Regions from separate parts of the Mus musculus genome. Here regions 1 and 3 are each linked to region 2. A link is a loop called in an ENCODE intact Hi-C map of the cell type or tissue named here. Cell type or tissue: left cerebral cortex. All regions are shown on one strand. Links, peaks and the distances in the headings refer to the core of each region. The heading gives the core; the rest is flanking DNA. Region 1 overlaps Slc1a1 (solute carrier family 1 (neuronal/epithelial high affinity glutamate transporter, system Xag), member 1). Region 2 holds the start of 4430402I18Rik (RIKEN cDNA 4430402I18 gene). Region 3 holds the start of Slc1a1 (solute carrier family 1 (neuronal/epithelial high affinity glutamate transporter, system Xag), member 1).

Region 1 (8,000 bases), core at 1-8,000, 61 kb after region 2:
CCCTAGGACACAACTCCAATGGAACTCACCACCAATGTCATTTCTCCTACCTCCTTAATCAATGTTCAGGCTTCATTTGACTTGAACTTTTCTTGGCATCAGACATGGGGCATTTTAATCTTTGAAAGCAAACCTCTTGACCCCAGGTTTCCTCGATGGCCCTGTTTTCCTCCCACCTGGTTTCTCCCTCCACCCTTTTCCCCTTCATCTACCTCTAATAGGATTTTATGAGGTTTCTTCCTCAGTTCCCTCTTCTCTACAAACTCTTCCCAAATAATGTCACCCATTCCTTGCATTTACTGCGGACTCACTGTGTAGGCACCAGGACCTTATAAGCATTCTCTTAAATCCAGACACTGGCTCTCTGATTCACTAACTCTGAGGTATGCCCAGTGTAGGTCTTGATCTAGGCCATTTGAGGACTTACTGATCTTCTAGTTTGTGGTCCCTGCTCCCATCCAAGCCTCCCACCATACTGCTAATTATCTTTAAAATGAAAATCTGTTTATCATATGATAATAATCTGGACTCTTGCTGGGTTCTGAGATATTTCTGCTGTTCTGAGCACTTATCCTTTGTCTTTTCTTGCTATTCCCATTCATCTAAGCTTTATCCATACTGTTTTCTCCTCTAGGAATCCTCCTTTCCTCTTCCCAGGTATGTTTGATCCTTCTCTCGTTGGGGCCCCCATGATTCCCCATCAATTTTCTGTGAGAGTCCTATCACAAACCCAGCATTTATTTGGGTATCTAACCCTTGTCCACCAGGAACTCCCGTTTGAGCAAGAACTGGTGCTAGATTCAACCTTGAATCTTTGGTGTGTCAACTGTCTGGCACCTGTTGGCCACAGTGAACTGAACAGAGAGCTGCTTCAGCAATCCATCTCCTGAAGCAGGAATTGCATGCGCCATGAATCTACCCCACCACGTCTTGGGCAAGGGACTTATAGACCAGCAGAACCATTTCTGGGCCCTTCTCGGTTTCTCTCCACGGACCGTGTTTGCTGGAGGCAGTCCAAGCAGTGATGTAGTGAGAGCGCCATTGTACCTCACCTGATGGTGACGATCTGCCCAATGCTTAGGTCCAAGCCATTCAGTTGCGCAATAAACACGGCTGCCACAGCTTCGTAGAGCGCAGTGCCGTCCATGTTGATGGTGGCACCAACAGGCAGCACAAATCTCGTGATCCTCTTGTCTACCTGGTTCTTTTCTTCCGCACAGCGGAATGTAACTGGCAGGGTTGCCGAACTGTGGGATCAAGAGAAAAGACTTTAGGTCTAAGAAGGCCAGGCCTCAGTTTCCACCCCCAAAAGATCCTCATTTCCTAAAAGGTGAAAAAAGGGCCCCAAAGCATGCTGGTAATTAAGAAAATAATTTATTCTAATTTTATTTTATGTGTATGGTATTTATGTTTTGCTGAATATATATCCTTATGCTTGGTGCCCTCAGAGGCCCAAAGAGGGTGTTAGATTTCCAGGAACTGGAGTTACAGGCAATCATGAGCCATTATGTGGGTGCTGGGAATTGAACCTGGGTCCTCCCCAGTCCATATGCTGGTACTTTTGGCCAGACCAAAAAACAGGAGGTGCTGTGCCTACCACTGCCCGCCCCCCCCCCCGCTCCCCCCCCCCCCCCGTCAGAATCTTTCCTGGGTATCAGGCCACATGGAGAGTATAAGAAGTACTTGGAACGGTAGAGAAATACAATACATTCAAGAAGATAGACAGAAAGTTTAGGCACCATCTCTCAAAGGTGCCTATCAAAACTAGAAGCTGCAGTCATCTTCACCAAAAGCTATCAGAGCACTATCTGGCGGCTTCTCCCAAACACTTCTCCTCCTGGTTACCTGGACGAGATCATGAGAGCTGTCAGGAGAGCCTGCGCCATACCCAAGGCAAAGCGGAAAGGGTTCTTCCGCACAACTATGAAATAGAGCAGGGGCAGAACTATGAGGGAGTGGATTGCAAGCCTGCAAACAAGAGGAAGAAAATCTCAATACCACGTCTGCACACCGATCCTGCTTTTTAGTCAGCTTTAAAAATCACGACATCTTTAAACTTTCACAAAGACCCAGTGAGACAGGGGCGTCTGACAGCGAACAGATGTCCCCATTCCACCGATGGGGATGTCAAGGCTTGCTTAGCAGAAGAAACACCTTGTCAGAGTTATTAGCAAATTCTGAAGATAAATTTAGATTCCCAAGCTCGCTGAGCGTCACGTCATCTGCTCTGTCCCTGCAATGCATTCCTGCACTTCGTGCACTGATCATCTCTGCCACCTTCTACAGAAATGTCCCATACCTTCCCTGGCTGAGCCGACTCTCCCTTCAAGGACACATTTGTCCCCAACCATGATACCTCATTATAGCTCTCCTCACAGGCCACCCCACCACGTCCTCTGGACCGAGCTCTGGAATGGCATCTACTACCTAAGAGGGAGGTCAGAGTTGCAACAAGGAGAAACTTGCACTTTAGGACTGTCTCCAACTTCTTCATTATTCCTGTGCTCCCAGAGTGCTTCACTTAGGAATCTACGGATTGCCCTAAAAGAGGCTGGCTACACGAGACTCACTAGCAGATGCGTGTACATTTAAGTGATGAGCTGACTGTTCAGCTAGACAATGCACAGCGAACAGTGAGCTCTACAAAGAGCAATCTTGAGAGTATGAGGAGACAGTCCTCTTAGTGCAAAGAATCATGAGATCTTCACTACGCTGTTTAGTTTTCTGCTAGAAACATAAATAGAACAAGAGACAAGAACTCAACAGAACCCCATTAAAAATGGCTTATTATCCCAGACAGCCACTTCTCCCCCCTCCCACCCCCACCCCTGGTATGGCCTGGCTCAGCAACAGCTCCAGCTCAGGGCTAATAGAAAGTAGAAGTCCCGCCTCTCTCATCTCTGTGGTCTTGCAGTTCAACTCTGTCCCACACACTGCTGGACCAGGCTGCTTCTGCAGAGCTGGAAAGCTGTGTTCTCCGGCACACCAGGTTAACAACTAATGCTGTGTTGTGGGAACGCCTCAATGTGGTGAGGTTCTGAGAGGGAATCTGATGGCTCAAGGTGGCTGATTGGCCCGTGGGAATTAAATCAGCATCTTTTACTCATCCTATTGCCCCATATTTCTCAGCGGATAGAACCACCCTGGCCTTGCCGGGCACGTTTGGAGGGAGGCACCATTCAGAAACTATAGCATCTCTTCTTAAGGAGCAAACAGCTTGGCTGTAAGAACTGTGCAAGAGATTCAACCCTGGCACCTTTCCTGTTTGTTTTATGGCTTCTGAAAGGTCTCAGACACTTACTAAACAGCCCTAACATCTGGACACCCTTCTGACACAAGACAACGGCAGTAGCCACCAGCTCAGCAAGAATCTCAGACCCAAACCCAGCCCTCCTACTCCTACTTGCGGAAGATGGAATTTATCCAGGTTCTTAATTCCTTTCAGCCCTGGGATATGTGGGAGGTATCCTTGCCTGCCTGATTCATTTATATTCTTAAGGAAGTAAGGGATAGGAGATAGCCCCAAGAGCCTACACATGAGCTTTTCCTCTTGTTTTAAACACAAGCAATGAAGTGTGTGGCAAAGTCTGGTCCAAGCTGTTCTGCCAGGAGCTGGCGATTAGCACAGCATGATCCACCTACGGTACAGCTGTTAAAGGACAGCCTTGATGCCCTGCTCTCCTCCATGGGAGAAAAGCTACATCTAACCAGCCGCACCCTGGCCTTTCTCCAGTAACCCCAATGTATCTGCAGGGAGCTCTGTCTCTTCTCTTGAGTCAGACATACCCGCTCAGGACAGTGGCCATGTAAAGGCCCAGCTTGCGGAATATTTCCCAGTCTTCAACTTCTATGATCTTCCCAGCAATTAGGAACAAAATGCCAATCGGCATGTAGCTAGAAAGCAAACACAAGAAAGGCACAATTCAGATGTCACAGGTCTTCTCAGACAGGTTGCTGGGGAGGGAACCAGCTAGTGTGGGCATGCTCAGTGGACATGTGCTCTCCCCTGGGAGAACCACAGGCTATAATCAAGAAGCCAAGGGCTCAGCTTTGAGTCCAGCACCCCTCCCCCCCAAATTAAGGGGGTTCTGGTAAGAATGTGTGCCACAGAAGCACACATGCAGCATCCACACCCCCCCCATTGGATGTTCTATCTCTTCATCTCACATGAGCAGGTCATTCCAGCCATGATCATCTTGCTTCTCAAGTGTCATTGGAAAGGCGACAGGAACCACACTGTGTGTGGCCACAGCAGCTCCATTTGTAAAGCTCTATTTAGCTATGCCCTATGCTGGGGAAGCATTTGACACACATCACTTCACTTAATGCTCTTCCCCTAGCCCTGGGCTTGGTTTTATTATTCTTTTCTCACAGATGACAGAGCTGAGGTTTTAGTGAGATTAAATGACTTCCTTGGCTGTCGCTACTGGATATTTTCCTGTCAATCTCTACTATTTAGATTATAAAATGTTGAGCTAGTTCCACATGAGCTAAGGGGTGGCAGAGGTCTCTCAGGAGACCTGAACTTTCAGGGCATCTCACAGGCGGGACAGACACGCAGTGTCTCTGGATGCTAGAGAGCAGCTTTTTCATCAGATGTGGTCAGACCTAGGCTAGAACAGCTGGTGATATTCTGGATTTCGTTTCTACCTCGGGCCTAAGAAGAAGCACTTCGTGTTCAGGTACTCCAGTACTTTCTGATATCCCTACTGACAGGAAGGCTGGGTAGGTGCAAGATGCTCTCCAGGATTCTGGGCAAGAGACAATGGCTGACAGACTTTTAGGTCTAGATTAATTGCTGAGGAGGTTGTGAAATTGGGTAATGCCCCCAATCTTGATTTTAAATGTCTGCCTTCTCTAGGAAGGACCCACATAGGAGCATAAGCCTCCTCTTCCCAGGTCTGAGAAGGCATTATCTGTGGGAACGATACGGCGTTAGTCAGCACTGCTCACCACATGATGATCTGGACGATTTTCATGGTGGCGTCACTCAAGGCATTGAAGAAGTCCACCAGAATCTGCCCCTTTTCTCCCATTTTCCCAATGACAAGGCCAAAGACGAGGCAGAAGATAATCAAGCCCAGGACATTGATGCCGTCTGAGTACAGGCCCACGATCTTGTATTCCTTTGTCTTGTTCTGTGGATCAAACCCAAGGAAACGTACTGAAGCATGGTGGGAGTCAGAGTTCTGAGAAGTAAAACGACAGCGAGGGAAGTCTGCATGGGAAACACTTTGTCCCCCACCACTGAGGTTTATGGGGCTTTGTCTCCTTAACAAGCTCCTCCATGAACATGTCTTTTGAAAAATCCCAATGCTGCGGTGTCGCACGTTTTTATGAATTTTATAATCGAGGCATTTTTCAGGGTTAACCACTAGCGACATTTGGAAGCTTCTTTTTAAAAAGATAGAAATTAACAATGCAAGAACTACATGGTGTTTACCAGCGTGAACATTCAGAGGACATTATACCATCTGGTCCTTCCCGATAAGGAAGCTGAGGGACAGTCATTGCTGCCTTGGGTCTCATGTGACCAATGGGATTTTAAAGAGATGAAAACTAGCCAGACATCTGATAGTATGAATCATTTCATCACTTCATTCTGATCAAAAAATAGCATGCAATTTACTAAGGGGTAAGCATAATCTCTGTAGGATAGGCCAGGTCTATAAAGAATTATGCTGATGAGTCACTGGGGTACCAGTCACTTCTCATTTATGAAAAAAAATGTTTATGGAACAGCTAGAATGTTCTAACTGCACAGGCTATGGTGTAAGGTCTTAAAATGTAGCTGGAGAGACAGGACCAGCTAGGAGAAACCCGAGCCAATGCTGAGACTATAGGTAATCAACTCATAGCCTCTCTATGCATGAATGTATGTACATACATTCTAGGACATGAATGTCTGTGAAATTAGGGAAAACTAGGTGAGGGGTAGATACCCAGGAGACAAAGCATGCCCGAGAAAGATGCACACCAAAGGCAGAGGTTGTGATGCGCTGGGCCTCTTCCTGTAACCTGCTTCAATGAGTCCTTCCTTATCCTTAGTGGCCCTCACATGCTCCCAAAGCAACATGGCCTCTGTGATGATGACATGCACCACTCCCTGCCTGAGGACAGATATCATATCTGTCTTCTGCTGTTCTACTTCCAGTGTGCAGCAGCAATCCCCACATGGAGGGTGCGCAGAGCACTCTGTGGAACCTTGTCAAAAGACGGGAATAAGAAGCAAGTGAAAGGTGGATCTGGGTAGAGGAGAGCCCCTCACCCTGGGAGGCAAGCTGTAAAACTGAAGAAGCCTCGTAACAGAGAACCCATGGCTATATTTGGGAGAAATTAAGGGTTTGTTTTTTTTTTTTGTTTTTTTTTTTTGTTTTTTTTGCAGTAGGGAGCAGGGAGCCAATGATAGCCTATCTTGAATTTAAGTTTCATTTATGCACTTATTTGTTACTGTTATTATTATTATCATTATCATTATTATTATTGTGTGTGTATTTGTGTGTGTGTTGTGTATATGGGGATGCCCACGAGGCCAGAAGAGGATATCAGATTTCCTGGAGCTACAATACAGATAGTCATGAGCTACCCAGTGTAGGTGCTAGGAACCAAACCCAGATCCTCTTGAAAAGCAGCAAGTGCTTTTAGCCCACAAAGCCATCAGTAGCCCATGGTGGCTTCAAACTCATGATCTTGCCTTAACCTCTCAAGTGCCAGGATTACAAGCTTGTCCCATCAACCCAGCTTTAATTACTAAATTGACTGAATATTCTTTTCCATAAATCAATCATTTAATATCTCCCTCCATTTCTCTCGCCTCCCTTTCTCTCCCCACTTCCCCTCCCCCTCAGACCCAGAACAATTATTTCCTTCTAGACCATTCAGAAGTCTACTGTGGGCCTACTACAAAGTGCCACCTCAGGTCCACAAATGAGATTCTCCAATTTCACAGTGTGAAATAGCCATAGCTCTCAAAGCCTATTGATTTTTTTATGGTCTACTCCTCTGGTGACAAAATCTACGAATGGGGATGACTGGCCGCTGTGTTTCTTACTCAGCAGAACATTCCTGAGTTTGCTGAAGAAACACTGGAGGTGCTTGACTCTGGTGTGATACTGGACCCCATTCAGAGAAGCGGTCTGCTACCAAGAACACATGCTGTGGGCTCTTCTGAAGTCCAAGACGGTCTGGACTCAGAATCACATACAGGCAGAGAGGTTCGGGGTTGTATTCTGTGTTGATAGCCTTGTAATCATCAGGCAGTCCCCAAGGTACCCAAGCATTTGGAGTAGCTCAGGCTCACCGTGTCCACTCTGTGATGCTCTATTCCTGGTACTCTTGTTCCATACAGTTCCCATGAACACCATGTCAGCATGGAGAAGTATACATGCCTTGCCACATTGTTCATATCAAGCAATCAGGGCATGGCATTGCTTAGTGTGTGTTTCTATTTAGAGACATCTGGCTTTCACTGTTGATTCACTAGCATGGAGTTCATAGCTAGCAGGACTACAACATGCCCGAATAAAGCTTTTTAACAGATATATTTTTTTCTGCAAAGTGCATCACAGCATTCTTGTACTTAGAAACATGATAGAGCATTTTGCTAATATGCTTCTGTCCATTTTATATAGTCAAATCAACAGATAGCCCATAAATATATGAAAAACGTACAATATCCTTCACCATCAGGGAAATACAAATTAAAAGTCCACCGAGATTCTATCCAACCTCAGTCATCATGAAAATAAGCGCCAGCAAGGGTCCAGATGTGATCTAGCAGTACCACTCGGAGGTGCACACTCATCCCCACAGCGCAGAGACACCTATACATTCATGTGCATCACAGCACTGTCCACACAGCATAGACATGTATGGCTTAGGTGCCCACTGACAGGTGAATGGCAGATAGAGAAAATGTGGTGTCTGATTTAGCCATCAGGATGAGTGAAATTCTATCATTAGCAGGGAAAAAAGGTTATAGCTGGAACTGACGCATAACG
Region 2 (10,795 bases), core at 1,501-9,500:
GTGTTTCCAGGGACCAATAATCTCTGCGTTGTGGAGGCAGGGAGGTGGCAGGGCCCTTGGACTCAGACATGACTGTTGGGATGAGTTATGTAGCCTTGGGGAAGAGGCTGTAAAATACAGGTCACACTGTCCTCGGAGAAGTGCTGTGGCAATGGAGTGACCATATGTGACACGCCCACCTCTGTGCAGATCTTCAATCAGAACTGATTCCTCCCTTCTATTTTGCCTCTAGAAGCTTGGCTACCAATTCGTTTTGTCACACTAGTATTGTCACCGGTGACCTGCCTGTGAAGATCATCACAGGTCTTGTAGCAGCTAACTGTAGTGAGGAGTCTGTGCTCCGGGTTTCCAGAGAGCCGAGAACCATCTGTATATATATCTTTGTGTACTAAGAGAGCACTAGGAACTGGGTATAGATGAAATGCTGAGTCCCTCATTACCCCAAGGTTTCCCTTACAGAGAAATAAACTATAGCTACTGAAGGGAATATCGTCAGCAGTATCTTTTGAGGGACAGCTCCCTGTAACTGTTTCAACTACAGAGATCCTCAACGTAAAGTATCAATAATAAGTCACAAGATAATCTTTAAAATTCTATTTTGAGTCAGGGTCTCATGGCGTCCAGGCGGACGCTCAAACTCGTTAGATTATTTGTGGTGGTTTGAATATGCTTGGCCCAGGGAGAAGCACTATTAGGAGAAGGGTCTCATTATCTACTCCCACAGACACATTTCCTCCAACAAGGACACACCTATTCTCAACCTCCACAATATTCCAGGCTCATTTTGAATTTCCGACTCTGTCACTTCTGCCTTCCTAGTGCTAGCAGTACAGACATGGATGAAAGACAGATTTATTCTGTTCTGATGAATAACACTAGGCAAACATTACCAACGGAACCACATGGTACCGCCCTCATTTTAAAAGAATCTTTATGTTTTTACTTATTTCATTTTTTTGAGACATAGACCTTCCAGGGAATTTTTGATTGGCTAAAAAAAACACTCGCATTCTCCTTTTGTTTGCTGTTTTGTTGTTGTTTTTTAAGTAACATATAATGGGAAAATGTCATTTCTCTTGCCAGTGAAGAAATCTTTTTCTGCCCGATCTACAGTGTAACTGCTGTTTTGGCAAATACAATAACTAGCCCCTGGGGGATGGTGCAATCCAATGCTCACTTCAAACTACCAGGAAAGCTAAACAGTGCAGGGAAGAGGAACTGACAGCTGATTTCTTGACCCGAGGTTCCCAACTTAAGTCTCTTTAGAAATGACCTATTTGTAGTTAGCACACTACTCAATGTATTGACAGCGAACATGCTTTCTGGGGCAAAGAAGGAAACAAGACATTTAATAAGCAAGGAGTCCCCTAAGGGACAGACAACTATGATAACTAGAAATGGTCACAGGAATCCCAGTGTCTGGGGCCCCTTTGCCACTAAAAATGATTACACAATGGAGCTATGATCACATTGTACTTTGGGGATGGAAACTGTTAAACATTTGAACACAATAATTGGGGCCACAGTGTGTCCAGGGAGAGACAGAAAAAAAAACTTCCAACATCCGTGGACAGGTTCCCGGACCCTTAGACAGTCACTGGGCCAGGCTACCACCAGGGAGGGTGAGAAGACGTAGGGTTCCCAGCAGAGCATAAATGCGCCTGCGTCTCAGCCTCGCAGGAGTTCCAGAGGAGAAGGTTGAGTGTTTGAGTGTCCATGGCAACCGGACGCTTCAGCCTTCTGAAAGCTCACACTCCAAAGCTTGTGAGACACCCGTCCCGGTGGGAGGGACCTGGGCTGGGAGCACTGATGGGGGAACAAAGGGGAGGGGGTGGGGGTCAGGGAAGCTTCTGGAAAGCGCTTGCCTTGATGTAAACTAAGAAATAATTGGTTCAAGGCTCAGCACAAAGGATCTTTGCGGTGCACAGGGAAGGATGCCTATGGAGGTGGTGGTGGAGCTCCAAATCCGGGCGGTAAGACACCTGCGAGCCTACCTACCGCGTCACCCCAAGTTCTCCTTTGCTTACTGCACACACATTGTTTGGGGGGGCAGATCTGTGCTTCTGTCCCTAAGATACCACATATTTATCTCCCTTGTATCTCTTAGCCTTTAAACTCAGTTCAATCTGTTCCGCCTTTCATTTTTCTTTCCCAAACCGACATGTTCCTTGGCTTCTTTAAAACAATCCTGACTTAGGTTAAAGCAGGATTTTCATTTGTGAAAGAATTTATTTTTTTAAAGTAACCAAGGAATATAACATTTTTAAAGCTCCACGTTTGATATTGTCCCCTCACGTCTAGGGATCGCTTTGGATTGCTCATTTCAACAGGGTAATCAATCTAACAATAAACACTTTGTGATAACCCACCAACTCCTCCTTAAATGAGGGGCAGGGGCACGTGACCATGACCTTGCTGTTCCCATTTAGGAGTCAGCCATTCCTCTGGTTTTGCTCTCCTGTCCTCCAAGGCTGGCATGGAGTGTGGCCTCACAGTTAAACGGGGGCTTAGGCCATAGTTAGAAGTGGATGCTAAGAGGATACAGCATGGAGATCCAGTGAGATGCTGTGTAATCAGTAAACTCTATGGTTTCACTGAGCGCGTAGAAATGAAAGGAAAAACGAGAGGGTCCTGGTTTTGGTTCCATCTTGCTGACAGTTCTCAGTTGGGCTGTATCAATTTCAAGTGTTCAGGATGAGGAAGGAGCCCCCAAGAAGCCAAGTGATCTCTCTTACATCAAAGCAGAAATTAAAGATTTCACCTCATATCATTCAACATTACCAGTTTAATTTATTTTGATTTTTTTTTAAAGGCATCCTTCATCGTACAAGTAATTAACAAAGAAATCAGTTTTTTATTCCAGAGAATTTAGGATTATTCATGAAGTCGGGTAAATTGATCTGATCTATATTTTAAAAGCCAGCAAACTCAGGCCCCAGCAAACAAAATATGGAATTTCAGAAGTGCGACTAGAAAGTAGAAGTGGGCCCTTAATTAGCAGACTTGGGGACACTATAAGAACAAACAGTCACTTTCAAGTGTCTGGCCTGAATGTTATAATGAAAAATGATCTTCAGAAATTTAAACACACCTAGACCTCTTAGAACCTCACAGCTTAGCTGATCTGATGAGGGGAGAGGTAGTCTGTGTTTAGGTTGTTGTGGGAATGTGATAACTGTTTTATTTATCGAAGGACTTGTTCCAATGGGTGTACCAGACTCCCACTCTCGAAGGTCCTACTTCCTCCTACTGAGAACTGGTTTATCATGTCCATCTTCCACAGTCCTGTCCACCCATATCTTTGAACATTAGACCATAGCCCACAGCTCACAGTCCTTTCTATTTATAAATGCCAGAACAAGTGGCCATTGAGATTATCTGATGATGCCACTTTCACCAGTGATTTAAAGACTTTCTTTCCAGACACAGCAGCATTTACAGATGTCATGAGCATACCCCTCTTTGGTCTTTCTAGGTCAGACTGTAATCAGAGTCTACCATATTATTTGGTCATCTTTGGTCTTATGATTGGGGGGGGGGGGGCGCCATGAATGAACAGCTTTCAATGTAAACAGAAATTTAAGAGTTTTACCTAATGCTCACGTAGGGCAATAGGCTCTCCTGAAAAGTTTCAAGTTGTGTCCTGTTACCTAAAATGTGCTGAACACAGCACAGTGGGACCGATAGGGAAAGGATAGCATACAGTTATCCTTGGGGTACACACAGGAACGCTATGCAGGCACACTGAAAAGAACCACATTGCTCTTCTACTTTTTACTTAATAGAGGACCATTTGCTTGATTTAGTAGAGGTGACCGACAGCAGGGCTTCATTTCCTGCCCCTGGCCATGGCCTACTTCCCGGTCTGCCTCCTTCTAAGCTCTTAGTTCCCCTGACTCTCCCCAGCAGCTCAGCTTCTTGCCCCCTGGTATGCTACTTGTCCATGGGACTAGGAAACAAAACAGTAGGCTCATACTTACATTTCTGTGGGAACCTTAGACAAGCCCACCTTTTGAATATGTCTTCTTCCATATCTTGGTTTGTTCTATGAGTGCTAAAAGATAACGTTAAATAGTAGTAGAAGTTAACTATCTAAAGATCGTTTGAGAGGTACTGGGAGCAGAAAGGAAAATACTCTGTGGAACCTCTTAACTACCAAGTCCACAAGGGTGGGAGAGCTTAAAGGAATCAGAAGAAGGAAAAAGCTCCAATTATGGCAACATATTCAGAGAGTTAAATTGGAGAAAAAAAATCTGTTTTGAACTTTAAAATTATTGTTTAAAATTTACTGCAGGTAAAGGGTGGGAATAGCACATGGTTTATCTAGCTAATGGCTCTTAAATTTTAATTTACAAGTAATAACATTGTTTTTTTGGGGGGTGAGGGGAATTACTCATTAACGTTGTCAACTTTAAGTAAATAGCAATCATACAGTCAGCCAGCTTGATTTCTTTACAGTTGTCTTGGTGATAAATAGCTGTCAAATACACAGTAGACTTTGTTTCTCAAGTATGGCCGTGTTCAGTAATAGCCAGCATGCGCTCCGGTCTAGGAACCTGTCAAGACAGTGGGATCCCAGAATTCCCAAAGTTGCCCAGAGGGGCAACTAGATGGCTCTGGCTTAGGTCAGCATCCTCGAGTGTGGAATCCTTCAGACCTCAAGGTGTCAATAATCAATGAGATGGTGTCACTGTTGATTCCACAGTACAAAAAGAACTGGAACATTGTGGGGTGACAGCCAGCAATAATCCACAATGCTGTACTGCATGTAGCCCAGAAAAAAGCCAAAAGCCACATCAGTGACGTTGTGCCGCCCGAGCATGACCCTAGAGAGACCCAAGACGAAGGCCCACAGGACCACCAGCACCCTCAGTGGAATGGCCAGTACCAGGTGGTTTAGGATAAACCGCGACACCAGGGCGGCCCTCGTGGCGTGGCCCGAGGGAAAGGAGTACCTGTCCACCGAGAGGGTGAAAAACATGTCCTTTTGATTGTGCGCGGGTCGGCGCCTGCGGACCAGCCCTTTAATCACAGCTACCAGCAGCAGGTCCAACAGCAGGGCGAAGAGCAGGTTCATCAGCACTTCGCGCCCGGCCCAGCTGTCGCTCCTAAGCAGGCAGTAGAGGGTGCCCAGCAGCCAGGGGATGCCATGCCCTGAGATCTCCAGCAGCTTCATCAGGGGCCGCACGCTGCCCCAGGCCGAGCTCTCCCCAGCACACACCCCCAGCTTCTTGGACAGCCACAGGTCGATGGCCAGCAGGGAGCGCAGGGCGATGCCCAGGAAGGACGGGTTCAAGTTCATGCGGGCGTCCTCCGGCGGCGGGGCCGGGGCTGCTTGTGCGGGGCCCGAGGCGGCCAGCGGGAAGGAGCCGCGCCGGTGCACCGGGCTGTCGGACGCGCGCAGCCGAGCGCAGGCGGGGTCCGCGCCCGCGCGGCAGTTCAGCAGCGATTGGAACTCGAACCTGCCGCCGCCGCTGCCACCGCCGTGGGCCGGGCTGCCCGGGACGCTGCTTCCGCCCGAGGAGCCCAGCGGCCGTCCCTCGATGGTCCTCCGGGGGCTCGGCATCGCGGAGGGAGGCCGGTCCCGGGGACCCGGGCAGACCGGAGACAGGCTTCCCAGCCCGTCAGCCTCTTCCGCTTCCGCACTGCCATCCCGGAGGGCGGGCCGAGGAGCCGAGCCGCAGAGCACGATTGTGACACCTGGCGGAGACGTGGGAGGGAACCGGGAGTACCAGCTTGAGGAGAGGTGGGAAGTGCAGGTGAAGGACGCAGTGATGGCGTCATTTCAGAGCTGTGGGAGGTTAGGATAAACAGCCCCTCTGCACAAAAAAAAAAAAAAAAAACAAAAAACAAAAAAAACCAATCCCTTGATTGCCCTCCTCTTCTTTTTAAGATTTCTTGCCCCGGAGTGTTCCTGCCGGACAAGGAAGCTGTGTACCTTGGAGTCTACCTTCTGAATCAGTACCTGGAGACAGACTGCTTTCCCCCTGTGTTCCCTGTTGTGATTCAACAGAGCATGAGATTTGTAAAGGTGATTTTGACTTCTCAGTGGGTTTTGCTGTCTGAAACCAGTTTAATGGTCATAAAGAATAGTGGTTTTGTACATTTATTCCCCGCCCCCCCCCCCCTTTTTTAACACAGTGTAAAAAGTACAAGCGGCCTTGAGGCAAAAACCATAGTTTGGAAGTCTTGCTTTTTGCAATGCAGGCCTGAGCCAAGTTCTGTCAATTGAGTGCTAAATACCCTGGTGGATGCTTTCTATTCTTGGAACTCCCATGGCATTTTCTAACTGGAGCAGAGAGCGTTTCTGAATGTTCTTGGAGGTGTTAGAGACAGTTGCATTGCATTTATGAAAGGGGCTATTAATAAACTGCAGATCTTAAGAAAAACTTTCTTAAGCTTGGGAAAATAACTTAAAACTATAACCAAATCAGCTGTACCTGGTAATTGAAAGCCTGTAACTAAACAAGAAAGCTGTTCATATTTTCTGAGTTTCCTTAAGTCATGTGCGTGTTATATAACAATAGTAGTAAGGGCTAGATTCCATTCCAATGAGTGCAATTGTGATTTTAAAAATTGTAAAAATCACCGGCCAGGGCTTCCCACTGCAGTATGCTGCTGACTATTCAATACTCTGCAATCACCAACAACACCCTAAGGTTCTGGTTTTAGCTTTGGAGTTGAAATTGGAGTAATCTTTAGTAAACCTAGTGGTTTTGCCCAGGGTCCCCTAAGGTGGACTTTTGGGGTGGAGGGAAGATTGTACATATCGATCCTAAAGTCTGGAAGATGTTTTCCAGAAACCTACCTATTTCTTGTAATCCAAGGATGAGAGAAAAGATGCGTTTTTAAAAACTGCAGCCTGTTCATTGGAAAAACGTCCGTGAAACTGGTTGGGTAAAAGTGATTGGATATTATCTTGGGAAATAGTCAGAACCCAGATGGTCCTACTGGCCATATGTGGGTGATAGACATGGTGTGAAGTAGGTGCTGAAAATGACCCCCACCACTTTCCCCACTCACCAGTTGCTGGCCCTGTACCAGACTTCTAAGATAGAATTGTAAGAGGTGCATAGATATGAAATTATTCTAACAGGGCATGATACATCCATCAATACCTTGGGAACTTAACTTAATCTGACCACCTCTGTTTTTAAAAAAGAGAATGCCTGAGATTCACAATTTAGATGCTTCTCCTGCTGGGTGGGAAAGCCTGAGGTTTCTAGTCAAACATACCATGGAACCATTTTTTTTTCTTTGAGTTGTTTAGGCTCATATTCTAGTTTCTTCTAGTTCCAGGTTTCTTGAGATCTGTTCCATTCTTTAGCTGAAAACTCGTGTGGCACATAGCAAAAGCATTTTCCTTCCCCACATCTCTTTGCATGGCTTAGATTTGAATAATTTAAAAGTACGTGGGTAAACAAATTCCTCATAAAAATTCACAAGCCATTGTATTTGAATAGACTAAGCTAAGTGTTTGCTTCCCAAGATCACCCTTGAGAAAAACCCTTACACGTAACGTAGGTAGATATGTTAGGTTCTTAGAGCTCACATACACAAGTAGCCCACAAGCAGCAAACTTACTTACTGTCTCACAGTCCTGGAGACTGGATGTCAAAGAATGGTGGTGTGGATCTCGCTACATCCTGAGGCATGGTGGGAGCTAGTTCTTTGGTTTATAGCAGTGGTTCTCAACCTGTGGGTTGCGACCCCTTGGGAGAGTTTGACTTTTTCACTAGGGTCACCTAAGACCAGTGGGGGGGGGGGACACAGATTATGCTGTTATGACTCATAACAGCAGCAAAATTACAGTTATGGAGTAGCAATGAAAACAATTGTATGGCTGGGGAGTCACCACTATATGAGGAACTCTTTTAATGGGTCGCAGAATTAGGAAGGCTGAGAAACATGGGTTTTATAGCACCATAACTCCAGTATGTACCATTTAACCATTTATTCTCTCTAGCACATGGAATTCAAAACATTCTGGGCATTAGCCAGAGGAACTCCAGTTCTTTAAGGCAAAGGAAGATATGTGTGAACTGTAAAACAAAAGCAGAGCCTTCACTGATCAGAAATGCCAGGTGTCCTTGCTGGGTTTGGGTCCTATGCTGGCTCTGTCCACTTTAACTGAGTAACTGCATTTGCTCTGGGTTGCACGCCAGAATAGAAAACTCTATGCCTGGTTTGTAATAGTGGCTCCTCCTGAGCATTGTGTAATAGTGGCTCCTCCTGAGCTCTGTGTAATAGTGGCTCCTCCTGAGCTCTGTGTAATAGTGGCTCCTCCTGAGCTCTGTGTAATAGTGGCTCCTCCTGAGCTCTGTGTAATAGTGGCTCCTCTGAGCTCTGTGTAATAGTGGCTCCTCTGAGCTCTGTGTAATAGTGGCTCCTCTGAGCTCTGTGTAATAGTGGCTCCTCCTGAGCTCTGTGTAATAGTGGCTCCTCTGAGCTCTGTGTAATAGTGGCTCCTCCTGAGCTCTGTGTAATAGTGGCTCCTCTGAGCTCTGTGTAATAGTGGCTCCTCTGAGCTCTGTGTAATAGTGGCTCCTCTGAGCTCTGCGTAATAGTGGCTCCTCCTGAGCTCTGTGTAATAGTGGCTCCTCCTGAGCTCTGTGTAATAGTGGCTCCTCCTGAGCATTGTGTAATAGTGGCTCCTCTGAGCTCTGTGTAATAGTGGCTCCTCTGAGCTCTGTGTAATAGTGGCTCCTCTGAGCTCTGTGTAATAGTGGCTCCTCCTGAGCTCTGTGTAATAGTGGCTCCTCTGAGCTCTGTGTGGTTCCTGAATTTTTTTCCTGCTCAAGTGTACTCATGAATTTAGTTTATTTTTAACTTTAAAAACATAAAAATGTATGCTTAAATACTCACTTAAAAAAAGGCATCAATCATGTGTTATGACCTCATTCGAAGTTTAACTAAGCGTATTTATTTATATTGATCCTATTTGGAAATAAGGTCATGTTCTGAGAGACTAGAGTTAGATGCCAACCTGTAAGTTTTGACAGGGCCACACAATCCAACTGGTAACAGTGTGAAATGGAAGGATATAATTATTGAAATAGTTTAGGAAAATAAATGCTACCCGAATTTACTTAGTAAACACAAGTAGACAAAACAGTGCCCAATTTTGCCCTCAAAGGTGACCTGGCTTTAAAACCTCAAGCAGAAATTGAACTATGCTTAACTTTAAACATTCACTACTGAAGAACAGCTGAAAACCCTTTGCTTTCAGAAGGTCCCGTTCTTTTTCAGCGCTGGCTCAGAACCTTTTATTTCAAGAACAAAACCCACAGATCTGACAATATTTAAGGTGATATAGTAATGTTTTTCCTGCATTCGATGATAGAAGTCACTCCCAACACTACTTGTCTTTGGTGATACACATGGGTGAAACCTCTGTCTTCTCGTTTAGCATAACCAATTGCATGCACAGACGAATCATCTAGTTATCACTTGATGAGTACCTACTGTATGCAGAATAGGTTTCTATGCATTCAAGACCCACGTTGATGCAAGATGTGTTTGCTTGAGGAGTAGGTTAAACTGATGGCATTTCTAAGCATGTGATAGATTCAGCTAACTCAAATTTCTTTGCACTTACCATTCCGATCATTTTAATTCATCTTTGCACTTACCATTCTGATCATTTTAATTCATCTGTGCTTCCGCCATTTGTTGTACTTTTACCACATGCTTCTTAAAAGTATTCCTTTTGAATATTAAAATATCACATGGCTTGATTTTTATAGATGCTAATCCCATGAAAGAACATGATGTATGGTTTCTAGAAATACCTTTTAGTAAACCTTTGAACATTTCTTTTCCCTGTTTTTCTCTGTAGGTATTTGAAGAGGCAATAGATCCTGGAGCTGTCGCAGAACTTTTAGAAAGTAGGTACTTAGGAGAAAAAAAAAAAGACTCCTGTGTAATTCACAGGTACAGAACTCTGCTGCTTCTGAAGTGTGACATTTGTGTTTGGTCGATATTTAAGTTTAGAGAAATTCTATGGTGAGATTGAGTTCATGTGGTTTATTTATTGTTCATGTTGCTTGGTTGATTCGTAGAGACATAATCTTGCTATGTAGTTGAGGCTGGCCTTGAACTCTCTCCTCCTGCCTTCCACTGTCAGGATAATGGGATTATAGGCAGATGTCATCACATTAACCTGTAAAAAAAGGTTAATATATAATAATAAAATAATAATAACAATAAATATTTCTTATTTCAAAATTAAAATAAATAAATAAGATGATAACAATTATCATTATGTGCCTATGAATATGGGTGTGACCGGACAATGTGTGCTTGAGACAGAGGACAATGTTGGTGAGTTGGTTCCCTCCTTCTGTTTTGAGATCTTGAGCTAGAACTCGGGTCCTTGGGCCTGTGTGACTTTACCCCTGAGTCATCTCACCACCTCTCTGAGCCACCGTTTTAAATTGTTATAAACATTCTTCGTAGTATAGATGTGAAACCACATGTAGTGGCACAGGATTCTTAGCTCCAGCTTTTAGAAGGCAAGAGGGTCAGGAGCTCAAGATTAACCTTGGTAATCTAGCAAGCTGGAGGCTAGCTTGGGCTACAAGAGACGTTGTCTTTAAAAACAAAACACAACAAAATTCTGTAGTATAGACATGATTTTTCTGGATGGCATTATTCTTCTTGGTTATTATAAACATTAACTGGGTGTTGTTGCAACAATCAAGTAGATCATTTGATTAGAACATTTTCTTTATTTTTAATTAGGCATTTTCTTCATTTACATTTCCAGTGCTATCCCAAAAGTCCCCCATACCCT
Region 3 (10,319 bases), core at 1-8,000, 130 kb after region 2:
CTCTCTGCAGTCCTCAGTTCTGGCTCTTTTCTTCTCTCCATCTAAATGGGCTCATTTGTCCCCAAGGCTTTAATCTCTCCCTGACCCTGACGTGATCTACCTAGTACACCATCGCCCGTGCAGCCTGTCTCCGAACCCACTTGTCCACTGCTTGCTGCTGCCTAGCTCCACTCAAAGGCCCCTGGGGGCTCTCTCAGCTCAGCGTTTCCACATTGTATCTCTTCCTGGAACTCTCCATCCTGCTAGAGATAGTTCTCACTTGAACCAAACTCCATCAGGCAGTAGTGGATTTACTGGATAGCCCTCATTCCCTTGCTCTTCCACAGCAGGCTGCCTGGAGCAGGCTGTCTTTTTAGCTTGCTAGAACATGAACCTGGTTCACCATGTCACCCTGTCCTGTTCTCCTCTCTATCTCGACCTTCTAGCCCACGCCACCCCACCCTGCTATGCATGCAAGAAGCCAGGATGCCCCAGATATCTGTGCAACTTGTTTCCTACCTGGTCTCAAACTCACTCTGTAGACCAGGCTGTCCTCACAGAGACCCACCTGCCTCTGCCTCCTAAATGCTGGGATTAAAGGCGTGTCCCATTAAGGCAGGCAGGAACTCACTCTTGAATTCTGCTGTACCAAGGCCAGGGAGACAAAGAGCTGAGTCTGGAATCACGTGAGCCACAGCAGATTCCTGTCCTTGGGGCTGTCAAAGACTTGTCAGAAAATGGAACAACAAAAAGCAAAGGTCACCTCCAAATGACCACTGTCAGGAGTCCCCAGAGCCACCCAAGGCAGGAGATGCAAGAGTGGCTAAGGGGGTTACTCTGAACTTGGAGGAACTAACTCAGAGTCTGAACAACACAGGATCACTTCCTCAGAGCTTCATAGGAACTGCTCTGCAGTGAACAAGTTTGACAGCTCCCCATGATACGAGCCATATCTGTGGCCTTTTCTGAGTCCCCAATCTGGGCATTGTAGATCTCTCCACACATAGCCTGGAGGAGGAATGATGCTTCCTGCTGCGAGTACGACGAGGAATCCACAAGCCTCTCCCCGACATCATAACCTACTCCATGTTTATAGCTCAATTCTCACACATAGGAATTCTGCTTGGACATCATTCCCACTAGGAACACAGCATTTCTTCCTGCTGACTGTCTGCGAGTTGAGAACCAGCCCGGGATCTAAAACAAAGTCATCAGCTCCTCCTGCTCTCTCTTCTAAAGTGGAAAATATTACAGAGACTGGTATTGACCTTGATAATGAAGCATGCCATCGAAACCCTTGGGTTACCACGGACAGCAGGCAGAGAAGAGACTCCACTCCTAAAGAAAATATTTATTCTCTCCTATTTAAGTTCGTATTTTCTCCAATGTAGCATTTGCTGGATGCCTATTGTATGCCAGCCACAAACTGGGTATTTCCACGTTATCTTAAATCAACTCTGGTCACAAATGTCCTCAGTTTTTTAAGAAGGAGCTGAAGGCCCCTGAGACTAAGCAATGTTCCTATCTAGATAGCAGCACCCAGACTCAAGTCCAGGGCTCCTGACTAGGCTCTGTGCTTATTCTCCTGCACTATGGGGTCCAGGAATGTTTTTAAGAGTTACGGTGAACTCAATTAAAACGATCCTCTCAGGCAAAAATATTATTTTCAGAATTTTGTAGGGTTTCACAGAAATTATCAAAAACAGTCATCTACTTAATTCCAATCTGGCAAATAAGGATTTGTCAAACATTTATCTCAACGCATCTCTCCTTGGCCATTAAAATCCAAGTTAACGGCACACATCTAATGAAAGTGATCTTTAATTGTACTTTCCCTCACAAGCTGTATCTCAGAAACTCAGAGGCTTTAAGCAAAACATACACACACATTTTCTGAAACCGTCTCATATAGCTCAGACTAGTCTCAAACTCACTATGTAGTTGAGGCTGACCTTGAACTCTTGATCTTCCTGCTTCTACATACAGGCTTGGCTTGTACCACCCTCTCTCTCTCTCTCTCTCTCTCTCTCTCTCTGTTTGTGTCTGTGTGTCTGTGTCTGTGTGTGGCAGGGGGACTTTGCTCTTAGTTTCACTGACCAAAATATTTTGCAGAGTCATAGCTGCTGACTTATCTTGGGGGCCAAATATTTCCATAGATATACTCATATACTCAGAAGATTTCACTAAGGAACTAACAGCGTTTAACATTTTTGTTTTGTTTTGTTTTGTTTCTTTTTTAATGTCTACATGCAAAAAAAAAAAACCCTCCCAAAAGAAGGCTTTGTGAGAGCTCTGGTAATTTTGCTTGCTCAGTTCTGGCAGCTGCAGAACAGCTGACCATCGTAACGCAGTAAGGGCTAACAGATACCTAGGACCAGGGGTTTGGATCCCATTGCTTGTTAACCAGGCCGGCCAGTGTCGTCTGAGCAATGGGAGGTTCGAGTTTTCATTCAGAGCAAAGGTTCTCGGAGTAGCAGGGAGGAGGACCCCAGCAAGTGTCTGCTCGAGCACCCCGATGGTATTCTAAGCAGGAGGTTTCTCATACCAGAGTGGAGAAGAGCAAGGGACTGACTGCCTGTAAGACCTCAGCAGGGCACTTGCAATTTTACATGGCGAATTTATGGGCTCAAAACTAAATTCCAGAATCAAGTTCCTGTGGTTCACCTACACTAAAACCAGGTCCACTCGAGACCACAGGTCATGCCTGCAAAATAAGAGGAAACAAACCCTTTCTTGGCCTGAGGACTTTGCTTATTCAACTGGTCCAAAGGCCAATGAGCAACTAACCGGTAGGCTTCCTTTCTGGAGCAGGCTCTAGTGAACTGGTATGTGAACTGTGGGGCACCCACACTCATGCCAACTGCTGGTGGCAAGCACTTGGTGACCTAGTGGGATCTCTGCAGTGCCCAGGGCTTCAGACACACAGAACTGGGAAGGAGCCACAAGCTTTGCTCACCTCCAAGGCTTTCAAAACAGATTTAAAAATAAATTCTGTCTTCATCATTGGGAAAACAAGCAAGGCTATGTCTTCTGATCCATTCAGTCCCTTGGTAGGAGCTGTTCTTTAAATGTAGTGATAAACCTTTCCCCAAAACGCCCTAAACCACTTGGCACTGGGAAAGTGGACACTAGTGGGTTCTTTTGCACTCCTCTCCTCCCACCAACATCCTCTGTTAATGCGATTCAGGATGTTATTTATTTACTGGAAGCCTGACTTCCCTTTGCATAAGGTTCTGGAGGAACCCATGTGACCCCAAGGATTCCATTAACTTCCAAAGGCATTTTATTTTTGGCGGGGAAGACCTTGGACAGGAGCAGGCAACACCAAGCATTCCCAGACTCAGGAGCAAGGTGCAGTGCCCAGGGAGAAGGGGCTGCCCCATCGTCCCCTTTCCAGCAGAGGCAGCTGTAACTTCCAGATAGAGGGTGGAGCCTGGCTAGGAATCCACTTTCTCTCAAGGTGCACCTGTCCTTACCTGCTGGATGGCCCCACCTGGGGTGTGAAGACCCACAGGGTTCCCACCCTACAGCACATTGCCAAGTTTAGGTTATACAGACAACCTGGCCAGAAAATGAGATTCTAAACACAAGTAACTCAAATCTCTGAGCAATGGCCCGGACATCCACCTAGTCCTGGCTCAGCGGTATGTCAGGCATGGGCCACTTAAATACACCCAAGTGTGAAAACAAATAAAAGCAGCTTATATTATTTTCGATAGAAAAACGTGGTGAGCAGCTTGCCCAGGAGGAAGAAGGGGGTTGGGTTCTCTCAGCGCTGGTTCCCTGTGGCCTCAGTGAACCACAACTGCTGGCTCAGAAATGAGGCATGAATCTGACTGGAGAGGTACCCTCTAAGAAGGTATCTACCCTCTGCTCCAACATTCCCAAGGTCTCCACCATTCCGCGGGCTCAGATGTCTCTTTAAATCTGACAGAGAACAGTAATTCATACAGTCGCGGTTGGGCACGAAGGTGATGGTGGTGGTGGTGATGGTGGTGTGTGCAAGTGGTGGGAACAGTTAAGGATGAAGATCAAATTAAACCCCATTTAACCCCGCTTGTTTTCAAAGGACCCCTGCCCACCTTTCACGCGCCCTCTGATCATTTTGGAGAAAGCAGAGACAGCAGCCCGTGGAGCACCAGTATGGGGGAGGGAGGGGGTTAAGAACATTGTTTCCCCCGGGTGACACCAAAGCGCTCTGGTTGATCTGGAGCTTGGGGGCCCAGTACCGGGGAATGCGGGCAGCGCGTGCCACGCCGAGCCCACCCGGTCCCGCACGCGGCCTGGCCTCGGGCACGCGCCTGGTGCCCCCGCGCGCGACTCACCTAGTACCACGGCGGCCACGGTGGAGAGCAGCAGCCAGTGATTCCGTAGGAAGCGGCGCCAGTCACATCCCGAGCTCGTGGGCTTCCCCATGGTGAGCACTGACGTTTGCGATGAGTCGGGTAGCCTGGCCGATGCGAGATGCGGGATGCAGGGCACAGTGGAGACAACGCGCACCGGCCGCTGTCAGCGCTGCCACTGCCGCTGGGGACCGAGCACGGTGGTTTTGCGTGGCGGGCGCGCCTGGCTCCTCCCGCCGCCGCTCGCTGCAGCGACCGGGCCAACCAGCGAGACGGAGGGCGGAGCGTCCCGGCGGGATGGTGCGCGTGGGGCGATCAAGTCCCCTTGGGCTCCCGGTGGAGGTGTCCCACCGAGGAGCTTCTGACCCACTACGATCCTCACCAGTCTCCTTGGGGACGCACAGCCCTAGCCCAGTGCGAAGGGATTTGATATGGGACGCGTTTCTGCCTTGGGCCTCAGGCTTCAGAGCCACAAGAAGGGACACACTGTCAGAGCAGCTTTGGGGTGACGCACTGTCAGCAGCTTTGGGGTTTTTTTTCCCCACGTGATCTCTGATATTACCTGCGGGACTATTTAATTCTCTGATATTCCCTGCGGGATTATTCTCTGACTCGAGGGTCAGACAGGATCTGCCCGGACCAAGGCTTGGTTGTACACCTTGCGCGTGGGCGTGGTCATCTCTTGCACAACTTAACAAATGCACCCCTAGGGACTCGCCTTGTGGCCATTACTGGGTAATTAAGGCCTGCTGGTGTGGGAAGGTGGGCGGGCCTATTCTATCCCCAAGGCCAAATACCTTACAGGGTGTAGTTGGGAGAATCTGGGTTAGTGTGGTCACACACTTTGCTACCTGAATTTCTTATTCTGGTTTTACTCTTACTTAAGCAGACTCCTTTTTTTTTTTTTTTTTTTTTTTTTTTTTTGGTTTTTTGAGACAGGATTTCTCTGTATAGCCCTGGCTATCCTGGAGCTCACTTTGTAGACCAGCCTGGCCTCGAACTCAGAAATCCGCCTTCCTCTGCCTCCTGAGTGCTGGGATTAAAGGCGTGTGCCACCACGCCAGGTTTTAAACAGACTCTTATCTCCTTAGCATATCACTAACTAAGTGAGCCCTGTGCCCTTTTTGCATTCTGGGGTTTACTCTTTAGTTGGCTGTCAGGGGACTCTCCTTGACCAGATTACTCGACCACTAGAATCCCCCAATTAAAGCCTCATTCTTTTGGTTCAGAGTGATTTTTAAAAACCCTTCAAAAGACAATGGATTAAGCATTATTAACCATGCACACTATACTATGAATGATCTCACCTCCTTTCCAGGTGTTAAATTCTCAAAAGAAAAAAAGAAAAAAATCAGGAGAGAGGAAACTCCCTCGAGATTACTGGTTTCTTGGGGGAAGAGCTGGGAATAAAAATTCCCGAAGAGGGCAAACTATCAAGGAAAAGACTGGAGAGATGGCTCAGCGGGTAAGAGCACTGACTGCTCTTCCAGAGGTCCTGAGTTCAATTCCCAGCAACCACATGGTGACTCACAACCATCTGTAATGAGATCCAATGCCCTCTTCTGGTGTGTCTGAAGACAGCAGCAGAGTACTCATAAGAAAGAAAGAAAGAAAGAAAGAAAGAAAGAAAGAAAGAAAGAAAGAAAGAAAGAAAGAAAGAAAGAAAGAAAGCTTTCTAAAAAAAAGAAAGAAAGAAAGAAAAAGATTCACTCTACAGGACAGAGGAGGAGGAGGGATTGAAGTGAGAAGCCCACCTCCGTGTCTGGTCATTGAACTAATTCCTCCTATATGGGAATGTTGAGGGCGGGGGGAGGCACCCAGAGCTCTAATGAGAAGTTGCTCCAGTCACTGGTTTGCTTGACTCAAAGTTTTTTGGGGTTTTTTTGGGGGTGGGTTTCCTTAAGGGTTCATCCTCTCCACTTGCAGATGACACTTGAGGCCTTAATGAGCTATGCTCAACATCCATTTTATGAGAGCAGGGGAGTAAACTCCTAAATTCACCGTTGCTATGGCTGACGTCTCATACTTCATTGGGATTTCTCAGCCTAAACCAACAAAGAAATGGTGGGGACACGCAATACCCTGCAAAGTTGAAGTCCCCTAATGCATGTGTGTGTGCTCTCTCCCCATCTAATCTATGTATCTTTCCTATCTTCTACCTTTGTATCTCCATGGACACAAATGTTGTCAGATGGAATGGTAGTTGAGAGCCATTTCCCCTGAATGCAACACACCCATGCCTGGAAGATAAAATTCACTTTCCTGCCATTAGAACCTGAAATCAAGGAGAAAGAAGTGCTAGAGCTGTTTTTCCACAATAAATGTGAACACCTTCCTTTTACTCCTAAGTCTTTCAGACTTTATCCAGAGAAACTTTAGGTTGATTTCCATCAGTAAGTTTCTCTCATGCAATGGTTCCCTCCTCCTTCTTCTAAGAAACTGGTGTTCCTTATTGTTACCGTTTCCCTTTTACTGTTGGCTCACGGAGATATCTAGTTAGTGATTAAAGGAAAGAGACTTTGACTTTGTCATACACTGTTAAGCAGCAGGTGACAGCCTGATCTGAAATGAAAAAGACACCCAGAAACCAAAGGCCAACTCTTTCTGGCTAGCCTTTTTGGGGTGATTTGATGGCTGCAGTTCACCCTCCTAAGGCAGAAATGGTTCCATGGTTTCACGCAGCTGTGATAGAGGAGGCCACAGGCACACCAGTGACCATCAGTTTCTCAGGTAGCCTCTGGTGACAGTGGCTGTAAACCCTGAGGACACTTCGGGTGTACCAGATGCTCTTGGACTTGGGCTCTTCTTTATCTTCTGATCTCGAGTTTGGCATTACAAACCAGAGACATTAACTGCCACGGGAACTCTTCAGTGTTCTTACAAAGCTGAATTGGCTGAAATAAGTTTATTATTCTTACACGCCCTTGAAATCTGTGCTTCAACGGGCTTTATTGCTTACTGGGAAAAACTGAAGAACAAATACATTTTATCAAGCATAGACAAACCAGCACATAGGAGAGAAAAACTAAACGTTTGCAGTTGCTTCATACAAGATGTGTGACTTTGAGCAATTTACCTAACCTTCCTTAGCTTCTGCTTCCTTTTCTCAAGACACCATATAAGGTAGTAGCTGTGCATGACATCTGTCTGTCTGTCTGTCTATCTACCTATCATCATATCTATCTACCAGTCTGTCTGTCTATCTATCTATCTATCTATCTATCTATCTATCCATCATCTATCTTCATCATTATCTATCTATCCTTCATCTATCTTCATCATTATCTATCTATCTATCTATCTATCTATCTATCTATCTATCATCTATCTATCTATCTATATCTATCATCTATCTATCTACTCAGTATCATCTAGCTATCATCCATCCAGCTAGCTAGATAATGCCATCTCTACCTATCTACCTATCATATATCTGTCCACCAACATCATCTACCCACTATTATCTATCATCCATCCAGCTAGAAAACACTATGATTTTCTTTCTTGAAGATGAGTATGTAATTTTTGATGTAGTTTATCAGAACTTCTTGACCAGTGTTGAGTTTCTGTCTTCACTAAAGACTGTTGTAGGGAGCTTTTCTGAGCAGAGCTGATGACAGCACTAACCTGTGGGCACACACATAGCTATTTAGTTGTTGACAGACACATCATATCTGTGTTGAAAAACAACAGCAGAGCTTGTGGTAGTGCTTTGGACCTCCCAGCTGTGGCTTCTGTCCAAATTTACAGTAACCAGGATGACTTCCCCTCCCACTGAGCAGTGCCAAATCAGAGAATGGTTGCTGTAAACAAGCCTAGTGGATCTCATCAGATAAGACATGAAAGTAGAAAGAGGAGGGGGATTAGTGTTAATGGAGTGTGAGAGGAACAACAGAGGGTTATGAGAGCTTCTAGCCTCCATACAATCTAATCTAGACCTAGAATGTTTTCAGCCTCTCAGACTTTCTGCTGAAAAAGATCACCCTTTATAGTTCTTTCTGAACTCCGGCTGACTGGTTCAACTCAGTTTCCTGGCTAAACTCATCTCCACACTGACTGATTCAAGTTGTTCTCTTTCAGCTTCTGACAGAATTGCTCTGCTTGTTCTCATACTAACTTTGGCCATATCTTCTGGCTCCTTCTCATTCTCTGGCTCTGTGTTTACCTGTGCCTAGCTTGTTTTCTCTTCAATCTTGTTCTCTGTAAAACTCTTCAGGTAAAACTGCCTCCTCTCCTCTCCAAGCTGTTCTCTCTTAAGTTACCTCATAAGCCTTTCTGCTCTCTGTTTTTGTGAGAATTGGGCATATGCTATTCTGTCAAATCTTTCTCTGATTCATCACTTTGTCTGCCTCTCAACTGGAGAGGTCGGTTGATAGCACAATGTCACCCAGAGAATGGCAATATTGTAGCAGAATATTGCCTTATAGGCACAGGTGTGCATCCTAGCACTACAGGCTGAGATGGGAAGATCTTAAGTTTGAGGACTTGACTAGCAAGACTGTGGCTCTTAAAAATAAGAATATCAAATTATGTGGGACTGGCATGGGAAATATTATTTGGTACACACAGATTTAAGACTGCTTGGTACAGATTCAATACTTCGTTTATTTGCTTGTTTGTTTGTTTGTTTGTTTGTTTTTGAGACAATGTTTTGTGTAGCCCAGGCTGGTCTCCAGCTCACTATGTAGCCTAGGATAATCCTGAACTCCTGATTCTTCCACTCCCACCTCTCAGGTGCTGGGATTACAGGTGTGTGCACCAGGGCTGGTATAAGGCTATGCTTTAAAATGTCAAAAGTAAGTTATAAAACTGGGCAGGGTGTTTGATCAATGAGGACAGAGTCACTGATCACTCATAAGTGACATGTATAGAGCACAACTCTAGTGACACATGAAAGAACTGCGACTGTTCATTGTGATGTTGTTCTCTCCTGCCCTCTTGCCAAGCTTATTCTCTCTCTCTCTCTCTTTTTGGTTTTTTGAGACAGGGTTCCTCTGTATCGCCCTGGCTGTCCTGGAACTCACTTTGTAGACCAGGCTGGCCTTGAACTCAGAAATCCACCTGCCTCTGCCTCCTGAGTGCTGGGATTAAAAGGGGCAGGCATCTACACTCCCTAGGAAGTTTCCACTATTCCTTCCAATTTCAAGTGCACTCATCAACTTTTAGCCAGCCAGCCAGGGTAGCGAAGCTGAGAGCAGTCCAGAGACTTCACTTCCCAGTTTTCCTCTTCTTGATGCCTGCATGCTGGCCTGGGAGTCACCATGGATTGCTAGCTGGACACAGTGATAACTCAGAGTCTGGGGGAATCTGTGTGCACTGCCTCCCTGCAGACCCTTTCAGCCTTGTTCCCTGCACCGGTTGTGGTGAGACTTTGAGTCCTAACCAGACTACATAACAAACCACATCCACACAGACACAGGTCTCAGCCCTGCTACAGGGTAAGCCAGCCAGACTCACGGAGAATGACCAAATGGATGTCAGACTCTTGATAGACCCATACTGACACACTTTTGCTTGTCAATATTTTTTCTCATACTTCATTTTTTGATATAAGCTCTTATGTATCACAAGGTGGCCTCAAACTCACTAAAGATGACCTTGAACTCCTTCTGCCTGCACCTCCCAAGGGCTGGGATTATAGGTGTGTGCTGCCACACCTGGCTTGTTAAGTTTTCAAAGTCTCTCTTATGCTGCAACTGATCTTGGTCTTATCTACGTGGTAAAGAGACTGAGTTTGCTGCCCTACACAGTTCCCCACATTCGGGATTGCCACTGCAAGTGACAGCCTACTTGATTCTCTGTCCTCCGTGTTTTCAATAAGCAGGAAAGTTAGAAGTTTGATATTCAGCAACCTGCAGTTCAACAAATGAACCCTGATGTCAGCTGGCTCACCTGTGATGTATTCCTCCATGGATTTTTCTTATTTGTTTGAGCATCTTTGGTGATGATTGAGACGAGTTCATCTATCTCACCCTGATTCTTTACTCCTTTGTGCAT

The links. Hi-C counts contacts between places; a loop is a spot of excess contacts. Peaks named below come from ENCODE experiments on the same cell type or tissue, not always from the same donor. Only the 100,000 strongest peaks of a DNase experiment are listed, where the experiment ranks them.
Region 1: it touches region 2 in a loop (4-fold over the local background); 4 of 42 quality-filtered maps call a loop at or near these places.
Region 3: it touches region 2 in a loop (6-fold over the local background); 3 of 42 quality-filtered maps call a loop at or near these places.

Annotation. Positions count from the first base shown.
Region 1 is chr19:28,898,580-28,906,579 of GRCm38, reverse strand. It overlaps Slc1a1 (solute carrier family 1 (neuronal/epithelial high affinity glutamate transporter, system Xag), member 1), which reads right to left. Exons shown (of 12, transcript NM_009199.3): 7 at 4,954-5,138; 8 at 3,787-3,894; 9 at 1,846-1,968; 10 at 1,053-1,247. Among named protein-coding and RNA genes, the nearest start is that of Gm52404, 56 kb to the right of the region's middle. In left cerebral cortex, for the core only: no CTCF peak of the experiment used is centred there; DNase peaks (open chromatin) are centred at 2,091, 3,586 and 5,588; H3K27ac peaks cover 3,513 bases.
Region 2 is chr19:28,958,772-28,969,566 of GRCm38, reverse strand. 4430402I18Rik (RIKEN cDNA 4430402I18 gene) reads left to right here and starts at 1,735. Exons shown (of 14, transcript NM_001374140.1): 1 at 1,735-1,764; 2 at 1,898-1,973; 3 at 5,894-6,031; 4 at 9,839-9,887. The coding sequence starts at 1,935. Plpp6 (phospholipid phosphatase 6) reads right to left here and starts at 5,647. Exons shown (of 1, transcript NM_028922.3): 1 at 2,766-5,647. The coding sequence starts at 5,566. The coding sequence ends at 4,688. In left cerebral cortex, for the core only: CTCF peaks have their summits at 1,593, 5,167 (motif pointing right) and 5,705; DNase peaks (open chromatin) are centred at 5,675, 6,258, 6,572, 6,982 and 3 more places; H3K4me3 peaks cover 3,152 bases; H3K27ac peaks cover 2,661 bases.
Region 3 is chr19:28,829,318-28,839,636 of GRCm38, reverse strand. It overlaps Slc1a1 (solute carrier family 1 (neuronal/epithelial high affinity glutamate transporter, system Xag), member 1), which reads right to left and starts at 4,502. Exons shown (of 12, transcript NM_009199.3): 1 at 4,305-4,502. The coding sequence starts at 4,395. The region is part of intron 2 of Gm52404 (a long non-coding RNA gene); the gene reads left to right. In left cerebral cortex, for the core only: a CTCF peak has its summit at 4,520; DNase peaks (open chromatin) are centred at 2,489, 3,960, 4,518, 4,978 and 1 more place; H3K4me3 peaks cover 2,892 bases; H3K27ac peaks cover 2,569 bases.